3 separate regions of the Mus musculus genome follow, and regions 1 and 3 are each linked to region 2. Evidence: chromatin contacts called from ENCODE POLR2A ChIA-PET data. All regions are on one chromosome and are shown on one strand. The core of a region is the stretch at or near the end of the contact, and the rest is flanking DNA. Distances in the headings are between cores, read along the strand shown.

What was found. ChIA-PET counts read pairs that join two places held with the same protein, here RNA polymerase II (POLR2A).
Region 1: POLR2A ChIA-PET joins it to region 2 with 11 read pairs in embryonic stem cell. The contact joins the promoter of Psme2 here to the promoter of Ngdn in region 2. POLR2A ChIA-PET finds 5 or more read pairs at or near these places in 2 of 5 experiments (Patski and embryonic stem cell).
Region 3: POLR2A ChIA-PET joins it to region 2 with 10 read pairs in embryonic stem cell. The contact joins the promoter of Dcaf11 here to the promoter of Ngdn in region 2. POLR2A ChIA-PET finds 5 or more read pairs at or near these places in 2 of 5 experiments (Patski and embryonic stem cell).

What each region holds. Positions count from the first base shown.
Region 1 is chr14:55,589,602-55,593,200 of GRCm38, forward strand. Psme2 (proteasome (prosome, macropain) activator subunit 2 (PA28 beta)) reads right to left here and starts at 1,420. Exons shown (of 11, transcript NM_011190.3): 1 at 1,241-1,420; 2 at 894-926; 3 at 432-494; 4 at 18-104. The coding sequence starts at 1,288. It overlaps Rnf31 (ring finger protein 31), which reads left to right and starts at 2,141. Exons shown (of 21, transcript NM_194346.3): 1 at 2,141-2,471; 2 at 2,568-2,714; 3 at 2,860-3,015; 4 at 3,232-3,291; 5 at 3,405-3,474. The coding sequence starts at 2,283.
Region 2 is chr14:55,013,576-55,016,900 of GRCm38, forward strand. Ngdn (neuroguidin, EIF4E binding protein) reads left to right here and starts at 1,879. Exons shown (of 11, transcript NM_026890.2): 1 at 1,879-2,013; 2 at 2,594-2,653. The coding sequence starts at 2,002.
Region 3 is chr14:55,558,256-55,561,580 of GRCm38, forward strand. It overlaps Dcaf11 (DDB1 and CUL4 associated factor 11), which reads left to right and starts at 1,774. Exons shown (of 15, transcript NM_133734.3): 1 at 1,774-1,866; 2 at 2,955-3,187. The coding sequence starts at 3,033.

The DNA of each region.
Region 1 (3,599 bases), core at 170-2,669, 580 kb after region 2:
CACACTGAATGCCTTACCTCGTCATCCTTGGGTGGAGGATCTGGGATAGGGATGTCCAGAGGAGCCCGGAGGGAGGAGAGGTCGGCCACATTGAGGGAATCCTCCTGTAGAATTTATTCTCAGACACTACCCAGCCTCCTCCCTTCACCAGACACAGCCTTCCATCTCTCTTCCTCCCAACCCAGGCTCAAGCCTTTTTTTTTTTTTGAGACAGGGTTTCTCTGTATAGCCCTGGCTGTCCTGGAACTCACTTTGTAGACCAGGCTGGCCTCGAACTCAGAAATCCGCCTGCCTCTGCCTCCCGAGTGCTGGGATTAAACGTGTGTGCCACCACACCCGGCCAGGCTCACTCAGCTCCCAGCATGCTGATGCCCGTCAGATGGGTGATGAGAGGTGTCAGGAGATGGAGCAGAGGGGTCTATACTACTCACCTGCAAGAGCTGACTCAGGGATATGATTTTCCGTGGCAAGAAAGTGCAGAGGAAGTCATCAGCCTGCAAGTTACATTACAAAAATAATCATGCAAGAGGTTTGTTGATACGTATCAGAAGTTGGCCCATGGAAATCACTGAGCTCAAGACTCTCGTATGAGGAAACCCTAGCCCTGGAAATAAAGGGACTTGCCCAATCTCATGAAGGGCAGAAGTAGGGCTATGGGGTTTTCCCTTTGGGCGACATCTTTACCTTTCCATTCAAGGGGAGTGGCAAAAGCAGTTAAGAGTTCTAAGATTGATCAGATTACAAGTAGAAACAAATCATTGCAGTTCACCTTGAGTAAGCATGAAGGTTCGGAGACACCAAAATTAAGGTGAACTGGTGGGTTACTCAGAGCTTGTGGCCCTAGAGTTCTGCACTAAGACTCTGGGTTACATCGACTGAATTCAGAGACTTACCTCCTGGAAAAGATTTTGTCTGAAGACATCCACCTGCACAGACAGAAGTAGCCGGATGCTGGTTAGGGTTTAGTTTGTATAGAATAAGGGCCCACTCCCAACCTAGGTGCCTTCCAACTCTAGCCCAAACCTGTCCCACAAAGCTAGTTTCCCCCTGGAGGAGCCTGCTCAGTGCACAGATTGGCTCGAGGACACGGCACTGGCAATCCCTGAGCAGAAGTGAAAGAAAGCCCTAAAGAAAGAGAGGCCGGTGGAGTTCGCTCGCAAGGCCCCATTGGTGCCCAGGAGCACCGAGCTTTATCTCCGTTAGGACTTCTCACTCCTTCCTGGCTTCGGTTCCCATTTACCTGTTTTCGGGCTTCTCCACTCAAGCGGACCCCACAAGGCTTGGCCATGCTTCCCCCCACTTGGCAGCTCTCGAGCCTGGGCTAGCAGCCCCAGCTTTCGCTTTCACTCTCCAGGCCCAGACCCACCCCCCTCAGCCACGCCCCCTCCCTTTTTTCTCCTCCTCCTGGCCGGCCACCAACCGTGAGTAGTACCCCCTCAGCCATTCCCAGCTAGTTGCCACTAGGAAGGGCGGTGTTGGCTTCATCATCAGGGGCTGTCCAAGGGAGGAGCTAGGAAAGCGTGGGACGGCGGAGACTCAAATAGAGGCGGCCTCTCGAGAAGGGCGGAGCTTATAGTATGGACCGTCCAGGGGAAGTACTGGACTGAGAGAGGGTGGGACAATAGGAAAGGGGGTACCCAGAGGTGGGGTTCCATGACGCTAGACTGAGGAGGGGACCAAGTAGGATCCGAGAGAGTAGGAAGGATAAGAAGGAGGAAAGCCTGGCAAGATGGAAGGGAGCAGGACGAGCGGGACTGCCTTCCCTTCAGGACAGACTAGAGAAGGGAGGAGCCCGCCTGAGCCGGGCTAAGGGCAGCCAGAGCCGGTCCCCGATAAGGTGGGACTTCCCCGCCGGGGAATGGAACAGAACCAACACTATGGAAATAAAGATAGCAAAGCTCTGGGCAAAATTAACCCCTCGCATGGGAGGTGGGTCCCTCCGGAAGGGGCGGGATAGTTTAAGGGAAGGCGAAGAAGAGAGCCTGATTCGGAAGGAAAAGGTTCCGTAGCATTATGGGAGGAGCCCGGGCCGCGGCTTCTTCATTGGCGGCGACCTGGCCACCCTTCCTGATCTCAGCTTTACCGTCACTCCGAACCCTCCTTTTCCTCTAAAGTGGCCCACAGTCCCGCCCTCTCTGCCAGGACTTCCTGTTCCCGGTAACCCTGGCCGTGGATGGGGCTGAGCGGGGCGGTGGCTTAAGTGACCCGGGCTGCTGTGGCGCCGCGCGCACCTGCGCCAGCCCCTGGAGGGCAGAGAAGCTGAGCCTGTCTCCAGTCTCAGGATGCCGGGAGACGAGGAGCGAGGCTTCCTGGCGGCCCGCGAGGAGCTGGCGAGCGCCCTGAGGTGGGATTCTGCGCAGGTTTTTCCCCTGGAGCAGCTCATGCCGCTTCTGGCCACCTCTCTGCCACCAGCCGCCCGCTACCTGCAGCTGGACGCCGGACGCTTGGTCCGCTGCAACGCTCATGGGGAGGTGAGGTCAAGCCCGCCCGGCGCTCCATGGAAGGGGACCTAGGCTCAGAGGCCAGGTGGGCTAGGCTCACGACTCTGCTTTTCTGAATGCTCCCAGCCTCGAAACTACCTCAACACCCTATCCACGGCCCTGAACATCCTGGAAAAATATGGTCGCAACCTCCTCAGCCCGCAGCGGCCCCGGTATTGGCGCTCAGTGAAGTTTAATAACCCCGTCTTTCGCAGCACGGTGGATGCTGTGCAGGTGAAACTCTTGGACCTTATCGGAGAAGGGGACTAGACCTGTGCTTAGGGTTGACCAGAAAGGCTTGAGGGTGTGCTGAGTGGGGGACCAGCTCTATTGCCTAGGAGGTCTGTTAGATGGTGACCGGGTCCTGAATGTGTGCCAGGGTGGCCGGGATGTACTACGGTTGTATGGCTATACTGAGGAGCGCCCAGATGGATTGAGTTTCCCCGAAGGGCAGGAGGAACCAGATGAATACCAGGTTGCTGTTGTCACACTAGAAGTACTGCTGCTTCGCACCGAGCTCAGTTTGCTGTTGCAGGTGAGATGACCTTCTGATTCTAAGGATTTTAAGTACTTGACTGGGAGCCCCAAGGCACGTTGAGACACCCCCACCCCCGTGCAGGGAAATTCTGTTGCTGCAGCAGCCAGCCTGGAAGCTTCTGTTACACTTTCTCCCTCTGGAATGTTAGGAGATCAGGGCTTACAGGGAGAACGTTGTTCAAGGTGGGAATTCTTTTCATCATCTTGTTTGCAGAATACTCATCCCAGACAGAATGCACTGGACCAGCTGCTAAGAGAGAGCGTTGAAGATGGTGTAAGGAAGGCAGGAAGGGTGTTGTTCATGGAACACGGGGGGGGGGGGGGGGGGCTGAGTTTATGGGATTCTGTGCCCCCAGCACTTTGCCCACGCTCCGCTTGCTTTCTCAGATGCTGCAGCTTTCAGAGTTTCACCCCCTTCTGAGGGAGATTGTTCCTGGCCCCCGCCCCTCTGCCCAAGGTATTGTATGCTTCTTTACGGGAGAAAAATATTAGACTGAGTTGGTGCAAATGTAGGATTTTCTTTCCTCTTGTATTTGTTGTTTTTTTAAGATTTATTTATTTATGTATATGAGCATTGTATTT
Region 2 (3,325 bases), core at 629-3,128:
CAGCTGAGCCATCTCGCCAAGGTTATTGGTATTTTAATGATAAAAAAAAAATAAGGCAGTACCAGCAGTTAAGAGCACTGACTGCTCTTCCAGATGCCCTGAGTTCAATTCCCAGCAACCACGTGGTGGCTCACAACCATCTGTAATGGGACCTGATGCCCTCTTCTGGTGTGTCTGAAGGCAGTGACAGCGTACTCAATACATAAAATAAATAAATCTTTTCTTTAAAAGGAAGTATTATTTATTTTCTCAGATATTGTAATCGTTTGTCTATAACACATATGACAAACTTCAAGTTCCAAAAAATAGTGTTAAAACAGAAGTTTCACAAGAAAATCCTAATAAATACATGAAAAGTGCTGACAAGATGGCTCCAGGTCAAGGCGCTTGCCCACTAGGCTGACCAACTGAGTTCTATTTCCAGGACTCACATAGTGGAAGGAGATCCAACTCCCATTTGATCTTCACAAGCGTGCCGCACACATATAATAAATAAACTTTTTTTTTTAAAAGACAGAAAAATACCAAAACTCTTGTAGGTTCTTACAGTGCTCTGCGCCTCCCAATGAACCTTAAACAGCAAATAAATATCACAGGCAAACCCTCTGTCCCATTTTATGTAGTTCCCAAATAGGTAGAAACTAGAATGTTTCACCCAGAATTCAAGATAGAAAAAGGATTACTCTTTTTTGCTTAAAAAAAAAAAACAAAAAACAAAAAACAAAAAAACAATCACTTTTATGTATGCCTATGTCTGTATATAGGGAAGTCAGAAGGAACTAAAATTCCCCTGGGGCTGGAGTTAAAGGTAGTTGTGAGCTGTCTTGTCTGGGTGCTGGGAATGGAACGTTGGTCATCTGCAAGAATAATATGTGCTCTTGGCCACTGACTGAGCCATCGCTCCAGCCCCGTTTTCATTTTGTTTATTGAGATGGGATCTCACAATGTAGACCAGACTGGCTTGAAACTCATGGAGCTCTGCTTGTCTCTTGACTAAAGAGATCTGGGATTAAAGGCCAAAGCTACACTTTGGATTTCCCGGCTCAGGTCTGCTCTTCTGTTGCGCGAGGAAACTCCGAGCCAGGAGGACCTTTCTAGCGCTGTATTGTGTAATGCAGACGGAGAGTGGGAGTTATAACTCCCACCTAATCCTCCAGCCCGTGAGAGGCGAGGGAGTGGGCGTGTTGGAAGATACTGAGAAAAGATGACGGGGACAAAGGAAATATGCACAGCCAGGGTTTTAACCACGTTCTGCGGTGGACGAGTGGAGCAGTGAGAAAGGCACGCAGGTTGAGCCGGTTCCTCGCCTGTCGATTTTTCCCTCGAGAGGAATGCAGGGCGCAATGCGGCCTTTGCGCAGAGTCCTAGGCGTGCACGGGGAGGGTTGGCCGGTGATGCGGCCGACGGTTTCTGAACCTTGGGTTCCCGCTCCTCCATCCCAACCATCCAAATTACGGATGAAAAGGGCTCCACTGTTGTTCAAGGACAGTCACAGAACCAGGAAAGGCGCACTTGGAAGTCCTGGGGCCAATGGCGGCCCAGCAACCCTGCCGCATCAGAGAACGGACGGAAGCCGCCACCCTGCGGTCTGTTTTGGCACTACACGGAAAACGCCGTGGAAAGACTGTCTCTGCGGCATCTGGGAGCCAATGAGCTCTCGGGCTGCATAACTAATTTCTTTTTTCTACTGGTTGCACTAGCTGTCAATCAATAATCTGCACAATATTTATTGGAATTAGCATCCATCATTCTCTGTAAATCACGAATCACATGCTTCTGTCCCCGCCCACCTTTACGCCTTAAGAACGCCTCTGCGTTTGACACATTCAGGGAGTTTCTTTATTTCATTGGCTAGGTGAGGTCCCGCCTCTCCGATTAGCGGAAATGAAAGATCTCTTACTTCCATTGGCTGAAATTTGCAAACTGTGATTGTCTATCAAAACTATGAACTCACGCTAGCTCCTAGGAAGTTCGGGCCCGGAAAGGGTGGGCTTTGCGAAGATGGCGGCTCCGGTGAGTTCTGTCTCCTTGCTTCTTCCCGGAAAGGAAGGAATCTGTGAAAGTTTCCTTTCGCCTCCACGGATCGAGGCAAACCGTTGGCACCATGGATGATGAGAGTGATGAGAGTTGTCTCAGGGATGCGCTCACTCTGACACAGCGGTATCGTATGTCAGATGAGAGGGAGGGTCAGACGCTGCAGGTTGGCTGGTTCCGGACAGGAGGCTAACCCCAAATTACTCTTCAGAATGAGCTTTGTAGGGAGAGTCTCGTGACCATGGCGGGCGGTGACCCGGCCTTAAGGTGGGACAATGTTCCGAGCAGAGCTAGCGTCACATGTACAATGTGGCTGGGGCAAAGGCAGCCGTAAAGTTTGGCGATGAAATCTCCGGTCTTTTCCAGTAAATTGGGGGGGGTGTGGTGGGAGGAGACTGGCTGTGTGCCGAGGCTGCCTGCCCCTGTGCGGGGGGAAAACGACCCAAAAGTCGCGACTGTTTTGAAGGAAAGGAGGGAGTTTGATAGGCAGTACGTTCTGCAATCATCATCGCCTAAAGTAAGAAATTGATCACCTTTAACTGTCCCCTCCTATCTGTAGGAGGTGCTGGAGTCAGACGTGTCAAGTTCGATAACACTTTTGAAAAACCTCCAGGAGCAGGTGAGTATGTATGTCTTTTAGAATAAATCAGTCAGGGATTAACTTTGACTTCATAAGTCTCATCCACACACTTTGATGATTCGAATACTACAAAATTATCTTAGGTGTAAAATAAAAGCCTTATATGCGCTTCATGAAAGTTCAAAATAATTCATTCAGCTCCCAAAGAAATACAGAAAGCTGTTTTTCCCCCATTCACTTACTTATTTATTTATTTTATTTAGTCACTTTACATTCCGATTGCAGCCACCCCCCAGAAAACTTTTTTTAAGTTATACCCAAACTCCTTTATTTAAATAATAACTAAGAAAACAGATGTTGACAATCTGTCAAAATAGTGGCTATAAGTGCCACTTAATATGCATTTACATAGTAAGTTCTAGTGGTACAGATAAAATTACACTCCTTGGCCTGTTTATGGTGCACACCTTTAAACCCAGCACTTAGGAGGCAGAGGCAGGTGGATCTCTGTGAGTTCAAGGTCAGCTTGGAGTGTATAGTGAGTTCCAGAACAACCTGGGCTTCATAGACAAACCCTATCTCAAAAAACAAAAACAACCCCACAAACAACAAAAGTCACAGCCCTCATCGCCACTGTCGGGCTCCTCACCCCCTTCACTTGGTTTCTTAATGACCCCCTCCCTCATCTTTAGACAGCACCATGACGATGTT
Region 3 (3,325 bases), core at 524-3,023, 540 kb after region 2:
GCTATCATCCATTTTGTTATTTAATCACATAATGAGCTTGGATTTTTCAAATTTGTATTTACTTCTTTGGGTGGGTGTGGGTGAGTAGGGAGGTATGCATGAGGAGTTCTGAGAACAATTTGTAGGAGTCCATTCTCTCTCAAGTCATAAGACTTAGTAGTAGCTGGGCATGGTGGCACACGCCTTTAATGCCGGCACTTGGGAGGCAGAGGCAGGTGGATTTCTGAGGTCGAGGCCAGCCTGGACTACAGAGTGAGTTCCAGGACAGCCAGGGATTTACAGAGAAACCCAGTCTCGAAAAACAAACAAACAAACAAAAACAAAAACCCCAGACTTCCTAGTAAGCACCATTACCTAGCAAACACCCTTACCTGCTGAAGCATCTCACTATCTCACTGGCCCAAACTTGGTTATTTTTTTTAAAAGATTTATTTATTATTATATCTAAGTACACTGTAGCTGTCTTCAGATGCACCAGAAGAGGGCGTCAGATCTCATTACAGATGGTTGTGAGCCTCCATGTGGTTGCTGGGATTTGAACTCAGGACCTTCAGCAGAGCAGTCGGTGCTCTTAACCACTGAGCCATCTCTCCAGCCCTCGGTTATTTTTATTTTATGAAGAACTGCAGCAACATTGGGTTTTTGTTGTTGTTTGGTGTGTATGTGTGTGTGTGTGTGTGTGTTCAATGTATACACTGAACCCAGTATATACAGAATGCCAAGCAAGCACTCTCCCATAGAGACATATTCCTAACCCACTAAAAAATTCATTTCAGTGGCTACCAGGTATTTTTATAACTGTACAAAACTGACCATAATTTATTTAACCAACCTCTTATTGTATATTTGGATTTCTTTTATTTCCAGTATCCCACTATTATCAGTGATTGTTAAGCAGAACATACATTTTTATGTAGGTCCAAGTTTGATTACAGATAGCAGTATCACTAGGTCACAGTTTAGGGCTATGAGGGCTGGCTAGGACTGGTTAAAAAGATAAAGCATCTCTCAGATTAGACATTCTGAAAGGGTGTACCAGTAGAAATAAGGCACTTCTAGGCACATTTGATTGGCAGACAAAATTTTCGAATGAAGTAAAAAGACAATCAGGTTGGGAAGTCTGTATTTGAAGTAATAAAAAAACGAAAAAACAGTCAGCTCTTAAGAACGAAATACTTTTAAGAGTAGACTTGAGCAGATCAAGGAGTGGAAGAAGTCTGAAATGTGGAAAAACAGCCACTGTGAAAATAACCTCAAGTAATCAGTTAAAAAATATCTACAGAACTTGTAAGAACTAGAAGAGTAATAAGGAAGGAAAAATACTAAAATTATTACAGACTTTCCAGGCCAAATAACCCAAATACCTAGGAATCCTGAAAGTTCCGTGTATGTTTGAAATACCTGTCCACATAATTAATGGAGACCAGCCAAAGAACAAAATGCTGGGCGCTTGTTTACAGTTAAGAATTTTAAGGCAGTGACAACCTGCGTGGATCGGGAGAAAATGTTGGGGTCTCCGGCCTAGAGACCAGGAAACCTGACACAGAACCTGTCACATGCTCGCCCCGGGAGCTGAGGTGTCCTCGCGATGGCCCACCTCTGGGCCAAGGCCGACATCGCCCGCCTCTCTGGCCTAGGAAACCATCCCAGACAAGGTAGGGTTGGCCTTGGACTCACCCTAGTTACTCATAAACCAACGGGAGGTGGCGAGCGACAGAAGCCTAGGGACGGTCGGCAAAGCCCAGACCCAAGGGGCGCGTGCGCACTAAGGCAACCGGAAAGGCTCCGGGGACGGCCGCGGCACTTAGGGAGCGTATGCAAAGACCAAGAAAGGAAGCCAGGGGTCGTCAGACAAGACCCCCGCTGGTAAGCGTGTACACAGCAGGGTGGAGAGGCCCAGGTCCCACCAGTGAGGACTGCTTTCGACAGGCCGCTAGCGCTACAGCCAGGGGAAAACGGTTGAACTGGGGTTGCTGGGAGCTGAGGGAATAGGAGCGATTGGGCACGCAGTAAAAAACAAACAAACAAACAAACCACTCGAGGCCAAGCGACCTTAAGGGACCACCTCGCAGACTTGATGTCTAGTTCCGCTACGTCTAATGCAGGTCGCAGCCAATTCCAGTCCGCTACGACTAAACGCCCCTCTTGGGTTGAGCAAGTTCCCCAGCCCACCTATCAATCACAGGTCTCAGCTATCCAATCAGAGGGCCGAGGGGGAGGGACTGCTTGGAGCGTCGAGTGACGTCAGCAGGCCTGGCCGCCAGAAGCGTGACGGACGAGGCTCGCGACTGAGGAGCTGTTAGCCGGCGCCGCAGCGATAGTCGCTGTAAACAGGGCCTCGCCCCTGCGGGTCCTGCGACAGCTCCTGGCTGGTGGGTGGTCTCGCGTGGGGCGGTAACCGCCAGACGCCGGGGGGAGGTGCTTCTCCATTTTCCCTCCCCCTGTTGTACACACCCCCGGCGCACCACGTGGGCGTGAAGCTAAACTGGAGGGGGTGTTAGGCTGACTTCTAACCTCATTGGCTGTTGATGCTGCCGGCCCGTGCAAGAAATTGCTCTGATTGGTCAGTAGAGGGAGGCGTGGGGGGGGTCTGAGTTCTAACGCCTCTGGTTGGTTGTGTGAGATAAGCTAGTGAAATGCGTTCTTCCGCAAGGGGTTTTGATTGGTCAGTCGGAGAGGTTATCTGGGATTCAGCCATCCCGGGCCGGGGACTTTGATAGGTGAGTTTGGTTAGGAAAATGGGAAATTCCTCTTCGTGGACTCTGATTAGTACGGTAGGGTTGCACCCTAGGTTTCATATGGCTTTCTTTGCTTCACAGGATTGAGAAAGGTTTATGTTCCCGATACCCTGGGAGCTGTCATAGCTAAAGAGAAGGAAATCTCAGTCTCCTGGAGGGGTCACCCCTCTAAAGATAGCTTCTGCCCCGTTTCTGGAAACCCTGGTATTTCTACAGCAGGCTTTGCTTTCACCAAACCCAAGTTGGAGACAGGAGCAGCCCCTGCGCAAGACATAAGGATGCTGTAACCAGAAGATGGGATCACGGAACAGCAGCAGCGCCGGATCCGGGTCCTTAGAACCCTCTGAGGGCTTGTCCCGAAGAGGGACTGGCCTGCGTCGTAGTGAGGAAGAGGAAGAAGAGGATGAAGATGTGGATCTGGCCCAGGTACTGGCCTATCTCCTCCGCAGGTAACTTACCCTCTGCTGTGACACTAAGTGTCACAATGTCTTGACCTCAACTTCAGGCAGGAAAAGTGCAGAGGATAGGGAATGGCATTGTCCCAGGACAATGGTTGTGTTTGAACAGAACGACCTTTCCCTGCTGGA